2 separate regions of the Homo sapiens genome follow, and region 1 is linked to region 2. A link is a loop called in an ENCODE intact Hi-C map of the cell type or tissue named here. Cell type or tissue: heart right ventricle. All regions are shown on one strand. Links, peaks and the distances in the headings refer to the core of each region. The heading gives the core; the rest is flanking DNA. Region 1 has its middle 76 kb from the start of MIR3937. Region 2 overlaps LOC105373177 (a long non-coding RNA gene).

The links. Peaks named below come from ENCODE experiments on the same cell type or tissue, not always from the same donor. Only the 100,000 strongest peaks of a DNase experiment are listed, where the experiment ranks them.
Region 1: it touches region 2 in a loop (7-fold over the local background); 40 of 110 quality-filtered maps call a loop at or near these places.

What each region holds. Positions count from the first base shown.
Region 1 is chrX:39,732,478-39,740,988 of GRCh38, forward strand. No RefSeq gene overlaps it. Among named protein-coding and RNA genes, the nearest start is that of MIR3937, 76 kb to the left of the region's middle. In heart right ventricle, for the core only: no CTCF peak of the experiment used is centred there; a DNase peak (open chromatin) is centred at 3,894; H3K27ac peaks cover 1,256 bases.
Region 2 is chrX:39,805,373-39,813,883 of GRCh38, forward strand. It overlaps LOC105373177 (a long non-coding RNA gene), which reads left to right. Exons shown (of 2, transcript XR_949024.3): 2 at 2,504-3,061. Among named protein-coding and RNA genes, the nearest start is that of MIR1587, 28 kb to the right of the region's middle. In heart right ventricle, for the core only: no CTCF peak of the experiment used is centred there; no DNase peak of the experiment used is centred there; H3K27ac peaks cover 1,021 bases.

The sequences.
Region 1 (8,511 bases), core at 1,193-6,192, 73 kb before region 2:
TGATCGTGCCACTGCACTCCAGCCTAGGCAACAGGGCAAGATCTTATCTCAAAAAAAGAAAGAAGGAAAGAAGGAAAGAAAAGAAAGAAAGAAAGAAGGAAAAGAAAGAAAGAAAGAAAGAAAGAAAGAAAGAAAGAAAGAAAGAAAGAAAGAGAGAAAGAGAGAAAGAGAAAGGGAAAGGAAAAGAAAACAAAAGACTCTCACAACATTCTTTTAAGGTTGCGAATAAAATTGTCCCCATCACACATCTGAGGAAACTGAGGCTTTGGCCCAAGTGAGTCAAAGGAGTGTGATGAAAATATAGATTTTGAAATCAAAATAAGTGCAAATCTCATCTCTGTGGCATGAGCTGAGTGAAATAGGATAAAGGGGAAATTCTCAAGGCCTCGGTTTTGCCATCTGAAAAATGGGCATTGAGTTGAGGGCTAAATGAGATAGTTCATGCAAAAAGGACTCACAAGGCTGTCTCCTTGTAGATGGGGTTAACGAACAGAAGTTCCCAGGCCACTGGCTGCAGGGTGCGTTTGTCTCCCAGGTCTTGCATGGTTCTTGGCAGGGATCAGGCCCAGTAAATATTTGCTGAACTGGATTACACCAATGCCACAACAGAGGCCTCACTGTCAAACCATGCTGGGGAAGTAGCAGATAAAGCTGTGAGGGCCACGGAAGGTTCTCAAAGGGATCAGGGCCAATAGCATAGAAAGAGGAAAAACTGAGTTTAAAAAGCTCATACTGCAGTCTGAAGCCCCATGGAGGCTGGGACCAGACTCAGAAGGGGACAAATGTTCTTGGGTAGATTCTGAAGGACAGATCCCCAAAATGTTCTGAGCAACCTTTCAGATCAGTTTCCCAAGCCTGGCAAATTGGGAAAAATCTGATCAATGAAGTGGAAGCAGCAGCCACAAATGCCACATGAGAGTTCTGAATGAACTGTCTTCCTGTTCCTCTCCCTTGCCCCCACCACACCCTCTACACCCTGAATTCCCATCTGCCATGTAGACATGGGTGTGGGAAGGAGAGATAAAGTGGAGGTTCCCTTTGGTGTAAATCCTGGACCCAGAAAGATAGGGGGATCTCAGAGTTACCTTAATAAATCATCAATCTCTGTCCCTGTTTCAGGTTCTCCAGCCTCAGGTGTCTTCCTGAGCTGAAAGCCAACGTGCATCCCAAACCCTAGAGATGTCCATAAAATCTGCTTTCTGCCCTTTGGAGAGGTCAGGCGTCAGTGAGGAGAACCTCCTCCATGTATGGGGCCTGAGGTTCCTCTGCATAATTACCTTTTGCACCAGGAGGCACCTCCCTTCCTTGAGATCACACCTGGGACACGAGACACAGACTTACAAAGCAGACAGGCCAGCAGAACATCCCAAGGCTCCTGGTCTCTCCTCAAAGATCAGGGATGGATGAGTGGATGGGAGGATGGATGGATGGATGGATGGATGGATGAGTGGATGAGTGGATGGGAGGATGGATGGATGGATGGATGGATGGATGGATGAGTGGATGGGAGGATGGATGGATGGATGGATGGATGGTTGGATGGATGGCTGGATGGATGGGTGAACAAGTGGATGGATGGATGAATGGACAGATGGACTGAGTCCCTCACCCTCTGCTGGATTCTTGCTCCTGTGCCTTATACCTTTTACAGTCAGGGGGTTTTCCCAAGTGTCTCACCTATTTTTCCTAACATTAGCTTTTAAAACATTCCCTTTTTTCTGCCCCTCAAAAGGTGACAAACAGCCAGATAACCTCTGGCTATCTGGAGAAATTGGCATGTTTAGTTAATTGCCGTTTCACATATATGACATCATGGAAAGAGGGAGAGCTTGGACACAGACAGACCCAGGTTTGAAAACCAGACCTAACACCACTAAGCTGTGTGACCTTGTGCAACCTACAAAACCTCTCTGAACCTGTTTTATCATCTGTAAAATGAAAGTCATAATCATGACCTCTCAGGAGTGTTGCAGGAAAGGAAATCATTCTCAAGAAGTGCCTGGCACATGGTAGCTATTTTCTTTTTAAAGGAGGGAGCTAGAGGTGGTAGAAAATAGCCTGGGCTTTGTCGTCTAAGTAAGTCTGGATTGGAACCTGCTTAACCACTCACTGTGTGGCCTTGAGCCAAGGTAGTGAATTCTGAACCTCAATCTCTTCATCTCTCAAAAGGGCTATTAATATGTACCTTTCAGGATTGCCATGAGGAGTAGATCTATTTTACATAAAGCTGCCAGTACATAGTAGGTGCTTAACAAATGGTATCCATGATCATCTCTTAAGAAAGGAGATGGGGAAACTGAGGTACAGAATGACCTGCTCAGATAATGAAAGAGTGATGGAGTCTTGGCTGCCTTCCATGTGGACCATGAGCCATGCCGAGGCACCACACAGAGCAACATTAACCATGCGTAGTCCCCACCCAGCAGCCTTCAAGCTTCTAGGTGATTGAAATTCAACTTGACCTCTGACTAGCTGCAGCACACAGGATGGGAGAGGGCCTGAAAGCTAATTTTGTTCTGTTTCCTGGACTCCCAGTCCAGTGCTCCCCTCAAACCTTCACAAGGTGGCATAGCCAGGTGATTGAATACTGCAAAGCCACACCACCATGCCCTCCAATCTTGATGCTACCACTTGGGGCTATGTGACCACTGGTCCTGGCTTGGCCTCTCTGTGTCTCAGTAATGGGAATGATAAACAGTGCCTATCTCAAAGGTTTGTTGTGCCTGTGAGATGGTGCCGGGCACATACAAAGTCCCCAATCAATGTTAGCTACGATTATTATTAGCTCTTTGCCACATAGAGCTTTGATCTCTCAAAGACCCATTAATCGCTCAGCCCCTTCTTCAAGGGATTAAAAAAAAAAACAGCAAATGAAATTCTACATGAAATCATCGCTGTAATGTTTCTGCTGCCAGGACAAATCATTAGGGTGGAGGTGGGAGGGGGGGACATGGCAGTGATACCACTGGCCAGAAAGAAGAAGGGACATTAATATAGCAGCTTCCTATCTAATGGCTGGGGAAGAGGGAGGGGGAGGGGGGGATTGCTGAAGGGAGAGGTTGCCGGCTGACTCTGCTGTCGGGGAAGAAGGGTCTGTCAATCAGGGCCCCCCAGGAGGTGAAGGGGTCCCTGTGCCCAGCGAGGAGAGGCACAGAGCCCAAGTGAGCTCTGGGAGAAGGTAGCCCCATGGACCCCTGTGAGGCCTGGGTCCTGGCCCAGCAGCCCTCCCTGAAGGAACCCCCAAATGTGGGCAGTGTCCAGCCAGTCTCCGGCTCAGATGCATTTAAGAGCAGGAGGCTTCTCAGGCTTAAGGAACCTGAACCTGCCTCTATTCTCCACAGCACAGTGGCCCGAAGCACTTCGCTATCCACGAGGCTGGCCCCAAGAGACAGCAGACCAGGGTTCGAGCTACCTCTCTGCCTCCCCCAACCTCCCCCGCCCTTTTCTGGCATGAATTTCCTCCACTGAAAAGCGAGGGGTTTGGCTGAGGTTGTGGTTTTGAAAGCTGTGTTGAGGGGACCCAAGGATGGGCCGGGGCCTGGTAGCGGCCAAGATTGGGTGTGGGTCTCCACCCTGCCCCTCCCAGAGCCAGCTCACAGCCCACCTTCAGCCCATTTGACAACTATGGCTACAGATGAACATGATTTTGATTAGCAAAAGGGGTTCTGCTACTTCAAAATCAAGAATGTAGAAAGCCCCTGAGTAGAGGGTCTCTAGCCACTCCTCCCCTGCCAATGTTGCCTGTCTTAGGAAGCACCAAGGACAGGCGGGGAAGCTGGCTTGGCCCTGGCTCTGGATCAAGAATAGAGCGCTGTGTCCAGAGGCCTTGCTGAATCTCCTTCCTGAGCAGCCGCCTGGCCCACGCGTCACAGTTTATCCTCCGGCAAGGGCTGGCTGGACACAATGCCTTGGCCCCGGGCCCACCTTCAGGAGCCAAACCCAACAGTCTCCTCAGCTTCCTGGCTTGTGCCAGCACACTGTTTGGCAAGAGAGGAGGTGACCAGCAGGCAGAAGGAGCTCCGGCACACCAGAAGGGTGTCTCGCTGGTCCCCAAGGGGCAGCTGGGAGTTGCTTTCTGAGCTCAGGCCTGGAGCATCTCAATGGGCAACATGTCCCACGGGGCTGGGTGGGTGGCAGACAGTGTGTGACGCAGGGCCTGCCAGAGCCCAGGACTTACCTTTAGGAGGTGGTGTGAACAACTGCACCCCCCACCCACTCTCTGAGCCTCCAATTCTAAATTCAGTCTTGGAGTCCCTGACCAGAAAGCAGGAACTCCTGGTTGAGTCACAGGGGTATATCACAGATGGTTTTCTTTTTCTTTCTTTTTTGAGTCAGGATCTCGCCCTGTCAGGCTGGAGTGCAATGACACAATCCGGCTCACTGCTGCCTCAAAGTCCTGGCCTCAAGCAACCTTCCCACCTCAGCCTCCCGAGTAGCTGAGACCATAAGCGCTCATTTCTTATTTTGTTTTTGGTAGAGACGGGATCTCACTATGTTGCCCAGGCTGGTCTGGAACTCCTGACCTCAAACGATTCACCCGTCTTGGCCTCCCAAAGTCCTGGGATGACAGGTGTGAACCACTGCACCCAGCCACAGATGTTTTCTCGCAGCACACTTTGTCACGGCTGAGGAAGAGTGTTCGCATGTTAGGCTTGCCAAAGCTAAGAATAGGGATAGGATTTCCTTGAAGTAGGAAAAGCGCCCCAGAAAGGACAGCCAGGAAGCCCATGGTTTGCTATACATTTTAACTGGGGTGCCCATCTGTGCCCTTTAGGGTAGGAGTCAAAGCCCCTCAACCCTGCATCCAGCCTTTCCCCACCACATGAACCACTGGGCCTCTCTGTGCCTCTGTGCCTATGCACATGCTATTTGCTGAGTGGAATGAACTCCCCCTCCCTCACCTACCTCCAGCCTTGTCTGCCTGGCAGGCTCCTACTCACCCTTCAAAACCCAGTTTCCCTTCTGTAAGGCCACCTTTTATTCCCTCCAGAGATTCTCACCCTCTCCTCTGTCTCCCTACAGTGTCTTACACACACACACACACACACACACACACACACACACACACAAATAAAGATAATAATTGCCACACAGTAGCTTGTGACAATTATCAGCTTTATTGGAAGAATTTGTTTTGGACTGTGTGGCTGGACTGTGAGCTCTTTACCATGTGTTTTTGTATGCACCGATACTTGCATGATTTGTATGTATTTTTGTCCTACCTACTTACAACAAATATCGGAGAGTGCATCAGGAAAAATAATAACCAGCATTTATCAGCAGCCCAGCATGTGCACAGCATCCAACAGACATTTCCCACAACACCCCTGCAGTGTGGGTACTATTACCCCATTTCACCAAGAGGGAAACTAAGGCTCAGGAAGGTTAGGTATCCTGCTGAGGTCACACAACCAGTAAAGCTAAGCCAGGACATGATCATTGTTCTTTTAGATTCCAAAGCCCAGTATTTTTTGTTTTCTTGTCCTGCTGTAAGGCCTTCCCTATTTCTAGCCCCAGGGCCTGCCAACAGATGCACTATCCATGCTCAAGAAGTAGATGAACCAGGTGAGAGCCAGACAGTGTGACCACCAACCGTCTGATATTGAGCGCCAGTGGGTGGCCCTTGCTTGAAGTGTGGTCCTCAGACCAGCAGTATAACCATCACTTGGGAGCTTGTATGGAATCTCAGGTCCCACTGAGACCTACTGAATTAAAATCAGCATTTTTAACAAGATCTCCAGGGCATTCGCGTGCATGTTAACTTCTCTATTTTACATCCCTGTTTCCATGAAGACAAACAAGAAGTTTCTGGTAGAAAGAGCTGGCAGAGTTGATGGAACAGGTCGCTTTTTAAAAAACACTTCCAAAGCTTTTCACCACACAGGTTGAAAGTGAAAATTTCCTTCCTTGTTCCACTTTGATTTTGCTAATTTCTTAGAACGTAAAAGGTATCAAAAGATATTTAACTACGTATGTTTTCCTTTCTCCGATATGTTCAGCCTTAGGAATGAAAAGTTGATGTTATGGAAAACCATTTGGCCTTTTCGACTAAAGCTGAACATAAGCATACCCTTAGCTCTACTTCACAGAAAGGAGTTGCCGGGATCCACCAAAAGGCATGTACTAGAATGTCCATAGCAAAGCTAACCCTACCCGAAAGCCCATTGGCAGCAGTGGGTAAATAAATGGTGGAATTGTCACACATGGAATACTACACAGCAATGAGAAGGAACAAACTACAACTACACTCCACAAGTCGGATAAATTTCACCATGATAATGTTGAACAAAAGAAGCCAGACCCAAAAGAAGACAAACTGTATGATTCCATTTACATAAGATTCAAAGATAGACAAAACTACTCTCTGTGTAAGGTGGGGACACCTCCCTTGAGGAAGCAGCAACTGGGAGATGACATGAAGGGGACTTCCTTGGGGGTTGTTGATGTTCTGTGTCTCTACCTGGGTGTTCTTATACACGGGTGCTCTTAGCTTGTAAGAATGTATCAAGCTGTACGCTCAGGCTTCTCTGAATGTAGGTTATACTTCAATAAAAGGTTAAAAAAAAAAGCTAATGTTGCCTAATGGCCTAAATTCTATGAATATGCAATAAACTTGCAGCATAAGAATTTTGTCCTGCAATTTGCTGCTGACTCCAAGTTCTGGAGGTGTCAGGGTAACAAAGCACCCCAGGGTGAGCATTTGACAGGAAGCATTAGCTGCCCCCCAGGAGCCTCAAATACCTGATGGGTTTTCTCCTGCTTAAAATTAAAAACCTGCCCGCAAAGATGCCGAGGAAGGGAGAATGCATCCACAACCCTCATTTTGCAATGTTATTAACTGTGGGCGTTGAGCGCAGTGGGTAGTGGATTCCTCTGCAACTGCTGGCTAGACACCAGGTTTCTGTTCCTAGGGGGTGAGGCCGGTGACTTCTTTATCTCTACATGCCCACCCCCCGACACACACACACACACACACACACACACACACACACACACACACACAGCCTTACCCACAAAGGCATGAAGATGTCTGTTGCTTAATAAATGGTTTCCTAAGGACCACAGCATTTTGGCACTAGAAAAAGTAATAATATCTCGCTTTAATTTTGCAGGTGCCGTGTGCCTAGCCATATGAAGCGCTTCATACACATTGTCTCATCGATGCCACACAACTACCCTGTGAGGGAAGGGCCAAAGTTATTCCCATTACAGATAAGGCTTGGAGGAGGTAAGACAGTAGCTTGCCAGAGGTCACACCATGACCCATGGCAGAGCTGGGATCCTACCCAGGCAGGGCGTTTGATCCAGAGCCTGCTTTGCCTCTAGGCTTCACAGCCTTGGAAGCGATGCCATCTAAGATCCCATCTTTGCAAATAGGGCCACTGGCCATGACTGCCGAATTTAGCAAATAAAAATACAGGCCACGCAGTTCAAATTGAATTTCAGATAAGCAATACATCCTTTTTAGCATAAGTATGTCCCATGCAATATTTGGGACACATTTATACTAAAAATTATTCATTTGTTGATCTGAAATCCAACTTGAACTGGGTGGCCTGTATTTTATCTGGTGCCCCTACCACTGGGGCCCACAGAAGTCAAGTGACATACAAAGTGACATTGGCAGTTTGTCAGAGTTGGAGGTCTGGGCCCAGGGCCCCGGGCCCCTGCCTCTTCCTCTGATGCTTTTTCAGCCAGCCGGCTGCAACTCCTCCCCAAACCTCCTCCCACTCTGTGTGTTTACAACCAAACCCCTCACTTTCCCCAAACCAGCAGCCTTCCCAAGTTTTGGTGGCTGCCAATGTCACCACATCACGTGACCAACTGCCATCATTCCCCTCTCTGAAGTCCTCTGGCCCTTTCTGTCCACCAGCAGGTGACCTACAAGGTGCCTTGGGGACACTGGCTGACTTTAGAACTGGTAAGTCTTCTCGCCCCAATAAGCTTGCAAACTCCATAAGGGCAGGGACCGCATGTCATATGTCTGGTATGCTACTAAGCCAGGCTTGCCATGCTAAGACCACCCCCCACAATGTCCACAAGTTCAGCCCAGTTCTAGGCTGTGGGGGGCATGAACCCTTCCTCAGGGGAAACCCAGGGGCTCCTGAATTCATGGCATGGTGACAGCTTTGCCACGGCGTCCTCTTCCACTGGGAACTCTGGTCTCAGCCACTAGGTGCTCCATTCATCTCTCACTGCACAATAAGCTACCTCTAAATTTAGATGCTTAAGCCAATGACAACCATTGATATTGCTCATGATGCTGCATTTTGGGCAGGCGTGGATGGGGACTAGAGGATTCACCTCCCAGATGGCTCACAGACAGCTGGCAAGTTGGAGCTGGTGGTTAACTGCGAGCTCAGCCAAAGCTGAAAACCAGGGGCCTCGGCTGCACTGCATGTAGCCATGGCTTCCTCACAGCATGGCAGCAGGGTCCCAAGGGTGAGTACCCCAAGGGAGAACCAGGTGAAAGCTGAATCACCTTTTATGGTCCAGTCTCAGGAGTCACAT
Region 2 (8,511 bases), core at 1,393-6,392:
GCACAGTGGCTTCACTGAAACTCAAATTCAGGGGGCAGAAGTGAAGCAGAGAGGCCAGAGAGAAGTCATTAGCAGAGAAAGCTGGTGGCAGGTACCCATGAAAAAAGCCTGGGAGTGGGATTTTTGGTTTTGCTTTGTTTCGTTTTGTACAAAAATAGTGACAGGGTCTCACTATGTTGCCGAGTCTGGTCTGAAACTCCTGGGCTCGAGGGATCCTCTTGTCTCAGCCTCCCAAAGTGCTAGGATTACAGGCGTGAGCCAACAACCCCGGCCTAGGAGTGTTTTGACGGTAAGACCAACAGGCATTACTAACAACTAGATGTCGATTATGAAAGAGGGGAGAGGCCAGGCGCAGTGGTTCATGCCTGTAATCCCAGCATTTTGGGAGGCCGAGGTGGGCAGATCGCTTGATCTCAGGAGTTCAATACCAGCCTGGGCAACATGGTGAAACCTCAGGATATGGTTTGGCTGTGTCCCCACCTAAATCTCATCTTGAGCTGTAGTTCCTATAATCCCCACATGTTGTGGGAGGGACCAGGTAGAGATCACTGAATCGTGGGGGCAGTTACCTCCATGCTGTTCTCCTGATAGAGAGTTAGTTCTCACAAGATCTGATGGTTTTATAAAGGGCTTCCCCCTTCGCTGGGCACTTATTCTCTCCCCTGCGACTCTGTGAAGAGGTGCTTTCCGCCATGATTGTAAGTTTCCTGAGGCCTCCCCAGCCACACAGAACTGTGAGTCAATTAAACCTCTTTCCTTTGTCAATTACCCAGTCTCAGGTATTTCTTCAGAGCAGTGTGAGAACGGACTAATACACTCTGTCTCCACCAAAAAATACAAAATTTAGCTGGGCGTGGTGGCGCACTCCTGTAGTCCCAGCTACTTGGGGGGCTGAGGAGGGAGGATCACTTGAGCCCAGGAGGTTGAGACTGCAGTGATCCATGAAAGTGCCACTGCACTCCAGCCTGGGTGACAGTGCAAGACCCTGTCTCAAAAAAAAGAAGAAGAAAAGAAAAAGAAAGAGGAGAGAGTGATGGGGGATTTTGAGGGCAAGGGTTTGGGCCTTCAAATCAGGAGGAAGAAGTAGCTGCATGCTGAGATGGAGAGGGGGCTATGGATTGGAGAGGTGCTACAAGGAGGGAGACGGTGGGAAACATTTGAGGAACTTCTCCAGCATTTGGTATGGGAGATGTGAAGGAAGTTGAACAGGTAGTTGGGCAGTTTTACATGTACTGTTTCTGAGCCTCCAACCCTAAATGCTACCCCCCTATCCTGCGTGGGGCAACAGCCGGCCCATGCCACTCCATCCTCTGGAGCCTTTATCCTCTCCCTCCACCAAAGAGAAACAAAGTCACCAAGCTTGCCAGCTCCTGGAAATGCTGGAGACCTTTGTCACCTGAGGTCAACCCACATGGGGAAAGCCCACTTACAGTGAACCAATTGAAATAGAGACCAAGGTTTCCAAGTAAATACAGGGGAAAAAATTGAACTGGGACTTAATCTCAAAAATGACACTTGAATCATAAAAATAAGTTATTTTTGGTTTCATTTATATATGGAATCTAAAAAAGTCGAACTCATAGAAACAGAGTGGGCCAGACACAATGGCTCACGCCTATAATCCCAGCACTCTGGGTGGCCAGGATGGGCAGATCACCTGAGGTCAAAAGTTCGAGACCTGCCTGGGCAACATGGTGAAACCCCATCTCTCCCATCTCTACTAAAAAAAAGAAAAAAAAAAAAAAAAAAAAAATTAGCTGGGCCTGGTGGTGGGTGCCTGTAATCCTAGCTACTTGGGAGGCTGAGGCAAGAGAATTGCTTGAACCCAGGAGGCAGAGGTTGCAGTGAGCCAAGATGGCACCACTGCACTCCAGCCTCAGCAACAGAGCAAGACTCCATCTCAAAAAGAAACAGAGTAGAATGGTGGCTGCCAAGGGCTGGGACACGGAGTAAATGGGATGTTGGTCAAAGGGTACAGTTTCAGTTATGAAGGATGAATAAGTTCTGGAGATCTAATATACAGAATGATGACTGTAGTTAATAATACTGTATTGTATACATTTGCTAAGAGAATAAATATCAAGTGTTCTTACCACACACAAAATGGTAACTATGTGAGGTGATGGATATGTCAATTAGCTTGATTGTCCTAATTATTTCACAATGTATACATACATCAAACATTGTATAGCTCAAATATATACAATTTTTCTGTTGAACCATACTTCAATGAAGCTGGGGAAAAAATAAGTCATTTCATATTTAAGAAAATGGAGTTTCTAAGTGCAACTGTGCACCACTCTTAGCAGTAACAAAGTGCTGACAAGTTTGGTTGGGAGTTCAAAGCTTTTCTTTTCCCCGACCAAATCATCTAGAGACACAACAGCCTCCAATTCACCCTTGACTTTCACACACCATCATAAACAGGGTCATTTTGGCAAAAAGGTTCAAGGCCTTCATCAGCTATCCCAAGGGTCTCTCTTGATTCTTTGTTCTTCAAAAGGTCCACTTTTGGAAACTCCCATCATGCCTCCTGCCTATGGATCATCTCTTTGGCTGAGAACCGAGCTAACTCACTCAAGATCCCAATTAGTGACTCCTCATGAGATGGAAGTAATTCTCCGGCATCGTCCTCATTTGATTTCAGAAAATCCAGCAGTTCTGGACTTCACAGTTGCACCACACGGTATTGGGCTGTGGTCTGCTTCCTGGCAACCAAAGGGCAGGACATAGGTAGCTGATAAGGAAGGAGTGAAGGATGTCTGCGTGGGGGCAAATTTCATGCAAAATTCATTACTGAATATTTCTGTAATATGACAATTTCTGCTTTCCTAGCCAACCATACAACTGCAGAGATCCACAGAGCTACCGTTTGAGGAATAAGGAACCCTGTACATAGCCAGGGGCATTCTAAAATCCCCAAACTTGAATCCTACTTCCGACTTTGCTAGGACACCGCAGGAATTACCATCAAAGAAGGAAAAAGATGCACAGAAGTTTCCCATTCGACAGCTACGATTCTACAACCCCATAGTCTTTCTAAACCACAGGCTGCATTTTCCATTTTGTTTTGCTGTGTTTTCCTTCATGCGCCTAACTCCGGAGGCAGAGTTCTGCCCCTACAAAGCCACATTCATGTCATCATTCCAAAACTCACAACTCCTGAAAACTTTGAGGAATGTTATTAGGCCCTGTAGGCCAGAAGGGCCGTTTCCAGGGTAACAGCAACTCCACACTAAGGAAGAAAGGCATTTCCCTTCCTATGCTCCTCTCAGAGTTCAGGCCACTACAGAGAAACCCATGCCCTGAGCCTGAGGGACACTTCCTGTGGCCCTTATGCAACCAGCCCAGCACCCACCCCAAGGACACACAGCCAGCCCCTGCGCACTGGAAGGCCACACTTCCTGCCCCCGATATCTCATGTTGATCTCCTGCCATAAATCTACCCATGCCTGTCCGTCAGCACGTCCCAATCTGTGGTCTGGAAAAGTCAGCATAGATGTGAGAAGAACTCCTGCACAGGCATTTGTTTTTCCAGCCGCCTGGCTTTTGTTTTGAGCAAGGTGGAAATGAAAACTGTCTCTAAGGGAGAGAACGCTCCCTCCAGGTGCTTGAGTGACTCCAGGCCCAGAGAGCTTAACCGTGCCCCTTTCACCTTGGCCTGGGTCCTTCTTGACTGAATAAGACACATTTCCGCCATCTAATAAGGAAACTTGGAAATGAGGAAGGAGGCCCGCAGGGGATATCTGGGATGCCCTGTCCATGTAAGTCTTTCTCCCCAGTGTTCGTCGGCTTTCCTGATTGCCTAATCCAGACAGGCTCTGGCAGGGACCCCTGAAGGCGAACCACATTGAGCTGGGTGAGAGATTCCCCCTGTGAAACTCAAGACATATCGAGTTCAAGAACAGGGCTCAAAAGCTTGTGGGGCTAAGGCAGGTCATGGCCACAGGGTCTCTCTACCAGATCCCCCTCCCCCATCTCTGTGCGCCCCACCACTCCTGCACCCATCCACATACAACTAAGCCTTGCATTTACTTGCAAGTTTCTTGAGACATGGCTGAAAAAAAAAAAAAAAAAAGCTGTTTTTGCCAATGACACTGATCTTCCCTGATTCATAATGGAGTCAGACCTTCGAATTCCTCCTGGGGACAGAAGGAGAAGTGACTAACAGGAAGCCCTTGGGATTGTGAGACTTACCCTTGAGAATGGAAGAGCACAGTGGAGAAAAAAATGAACACATGTAACAAAATCAGCGGCAAGTGCAAGGCTGGGCAGTGCTATTGAAGCTCAGTAGCAATTCAGGGAAGGGAACTACCAGGGCAGGCTGACTTGCGGCAGACAGGGTGTTCTTGGGGGTGGTGCAAGGTGGGGAAGTGCTGAGGCTAAAGGTAAGTCTTTTTTTTTTTTAAGAGTCAGGGTCTCATTCTATTAATATCACCCAGGCTGGACTGCAGTGGCACGATCATAGCTCACTGCAGCCTCAAACTCCTGGGCTCAAGAAATCCTTCTGCCACAGCCTCCCTAGTAGCTGGGACTACAGGCACATAGTACCATGCCCAGCTAATTTTTAAAATTTCTTGTAGAGACTGGGTCTCACCATGTTATCTACCCAGGCTGGTCTCCTGGCCTCAAGCAATCTTCCCGCCTTAGCCTCCCAAGTCCCTGGGATTACAGCCATGAGCCACCGTGCCTGGCTAAAGCTAAGTCTTACAGATTTCCATAGGAAAGGACCAGGCAGGGGGTGGCAGGGCTAAAGCACAGAAGTGGGAATGGCCCTGGCATATGCAGGCAGAGAGAACAATCCACAGAAAAACAGGTTTTGCTTATATTTCATTTAGAGGATTTTCTAATACAGATTCAAGTCATTCAACATTTACTGGTACCTACTATGAGGTACCTGCTATGGGCCAGGCACCATTTTGGGACCTACAGGGGATCTGGGGCTAGTCCAGCAGGACGAAGGACCAGAACAAACAAAGTGACATGTCTGCGTTTGGGTTCCTCAGTAGCCGACCCTGAGATAAGGGTCTAAGTACAAGTAGTATATCTGGAAGGAGGCAGGGAAGGGAAGGTAGCCAATGAGCAGGTTACTGCTGTGGGCAACTGGGGCACAGTCCCACTGGGGATCTGAGAGCTGGCACAGAACAATTACTTGGGAATATTCCATCCATGGAGTGAGGGAGCTGGGGTATTTATCCACCAGCTCCCATCAGTCATTGGTTGAGGGCTGCTCCCAGGGAGCATTAACCCCCTGGCACCTTCTGCTTGACAGAGAAGGCTCAAGTGGTCAGAAACAGGCTCCAGGCACAGGGATACAGGTGCTGGCAGCTGTGTGCACAGAAATGGTAAGCACAAGGTGACATGGGTGAGGCATCAATAGTGTCTACTGCACATGTGACTGAAAGGGGACAAAGAGGATATGGACCTGTGGCCTCCATAAAGACACCAGGACAAAGTTTCCAAAACACTCATCGGAAGATCCTTGGGGTTCAAAATGCTGAGAGCCGGGGCTGGGGAAGTAGTACATCATTTCAAATAAAAGGAACATTGTGAACAAAGACAGCTGAGCAAGGATCATGTCTGGGAGCTGAAAAGTGTGATTTGGCTAAAGTATAGTGACAAGGAAGGTCAGAGGTAGGGACCTGAGCCACACTGTGGAGAACTCGAATGCCAGGCAACAGCTTTAATCTTCATTCCACAGGCAATGAGGAGCCATTGAAGGTGGTTGAGCAGGAGTGGCATGGAGAAGTGTTGTAGGAACACTAATCTAGCCAAAAAGCAAGAGGATAACTTGGAGGTAGGGAGACTAGGTTAAAAAAAAAAATTCCCCAAATGAATGTTAGCCACAGTGGAGATTATTTCGGAAGGGAGAGAAATGAAGGGGGCTCCCTGCAGCTCTGGCCCCAAGAGAAAGGCCCCTGAAAAGAATTGCGTGGGAGCTGCTAAAAGGGGGACCAGCTCCTCGCCTGCATGGCCTGATTGTTCCTTCTGGCAAAGATGTGGGCCCACTCATTTCTCTCCTATTTTCTTTCCTCCAAAAATGCTTTTGGCCTCTGGTTTCCGAAAGCTTTGCTCAGTGAGTTTAAACAGCATCTCACAGCATGGCCGAGCAATAACAAATGGCGCCTGGTGGCTCGCCTGCTGGTGGCTTAAAAAACAATTGATGACTTTTAATCAGCTGAATGAGCATGGGACAAATGACAGCATGGCCTGAATGCAGCCCAGACGTCATCGGCTGACATCAGTGGGGAGGAGGGAGGTGCCCTTCTGGTGAGCTTGGGAACAAACAGGAGCAGAGGCTGGCGCTTGAGGCTCCAGGAGGCAGCTCTGCTCTCACCCCAAAGCGGTTGCCTTCTTCTCTCCCTTCTGGGGAGACCAGGTGAGCCAAGGGCTGGGGCACTGGAAGACCGGGGTTCAGGGTCTCCAGATGTCACTTGGTAACTGTAGGCATCAGTTCCCCTCCAGACCTCAGTTTCCCCCTCTGATAAATGGAGGAGATGAAGGCAAGTTTGTGTCTTCTGTTAAGCCGCCCCATATGTGGGATAGCTTTAGACTGAATCTCTAAAGGACTCAAGTGAAGGTCTGTTTATATATCCTGCTCCTATCAAAACTATCAAAACCATCAACACTCCCCACTGCACGGCCACTTTCCCCCACCTCCCCCTACCCACACACCAAATGGATACTCACCAAGCATTCCTTTTTTTTTTTTTTTTTTTTTTTGAGACGGACTCTTGCTCTGTTGCCCAGGCTGGAGTGCAGCAGCGTGATCTCACTGCAACCTCCGCCTCCCGGGTTCAAGCTATTCTCCTGCCTTGTAATCCTAGCTGGGATTACAGGTGCGTGCCACCACACCCAGCTAATTTTTGTATTTTTCATAGAGATGGGGTTTTGCCATGTTGGCCAGGTTGGTCTCCAACTCCTAAGCTCAAGTGATCCACCTGCCTCAGCCCCCCAAAGTCCTGGGATTACAGGTGTGAGCCACTGCACCCGGCCTCACCAAGCATCTCTGATAAAGGAGTGCAAATTTGAGCAAAGGAAGCAAAAATGGCAGGAATGAAAATAAAGGTATTTGTTGAGTGCTTACTACATGCCTGGCCCCGTGCTATGTGTTTATAGGCATTATCTCATTATCCCCATCTCACATGAGGTGAGGTGGGGAGGAAACAGGCTCGGAAGGGTAAAGGAATCTGCCCATAGTTCTACCACCAGTAAGTGAGGGACACGAACACATGCCTACCTGCTTCCAAAGCGCTTGCCCTTCCTCACTTTTCCAGCCCAAACTGGGACACAGGAGCAACTTAAGAAAGTAGGCTGGGGGAAAACTTGACCTGATGCAGGAACATATAAATTATATTAAGAAATGCCACAGGTCACACCTCAGTCACAATCACAGGAACGCAAGACCTTTATGCCATGAATCTTCCCTGACCACCAAAATTTAGGAATTAAGAATCTGCTTCTTAGGATTTTTTTTTTTAATCCTGTGCTTGGTCCACAGGAATGGACACTCCCTCCTGGCCAGCTTGCCCACCCTCCAGGCCACAGTTTGCACACTGTTTGTCTCCCCGAGAAGAGCTACCCCTCCCTCCCTGGCTTATGCTGGGCTTTGTGCGAGATGGACCCTGAGATGGTGACTGGTGTATAGGATCCTGATTGGAGGCTGCTGTCAGGAACAATGCCTGTGAGGGAGAAAGGGCTGCAGGATGGGGCAGAGGGAGAAGCTGAACTACAGTGCAGTTGCAACAGAGGCCTCAGTCAACTCCAAGGCAAGTTCTGGGGCTGGGATGGCCCTTCAGAGATGTCCTAAATTGAGGCAAAGGGGTAAGTCCTTGCATAGTCTCCCCCGCCTATAAACCAGTCATTGAATGAGTTGCCCTCCCGGAAGGTGGCAGGGCGCTCCCTTGGACAAGGCAGCTCAGCCAGCTCCTATCAGCTAAGGACAATTCCAAGTGGGCAGCGGTCCCCACCCAAACCTTTGAAGGGGGTAGTTATATGGTGTGCTCCTGAATCCACCATCCCATCCAACAAAACTCCTGCTCATCCTTCAGTTGGCAGCTCAAGCTTGACCCATTCTTTCTGAACTCCTAGCCACTCCCTGAGCCCCTAGACTCGCCACTATTTCCATCCGCAATGATGGCCCTGCTTCAGAAATGTCAGATAACTCCTTACCCTCCATCTCTAGACAGTGAGAAATGGAGATCACCTTTACCACCTGTTCCTGGCACAAAGAAGCCTCCCCTAGGTGCTGAGTAGATGGATGTTGCATGGGAGGTGCCAGCAGGCCCACGGGAATGTTCCAGCTTCCACAATTTCCTCTCTATCAGTGACTCAAAGTGTCTACGTTGTTTCTGCCGATGACATACAAGCACAGAGAAAGCTTGCTCCCACAGCCAACCTGGCAACCTCTCTTGGGCTCAGGCCAAGAAAGTCCTGTCCTTGTTCCCTTCCCTGTCCAGTGTTCTGCTGTAAGTCCACTTCCTAGCTAAGAGGGCCAAGCACATTTAGAAG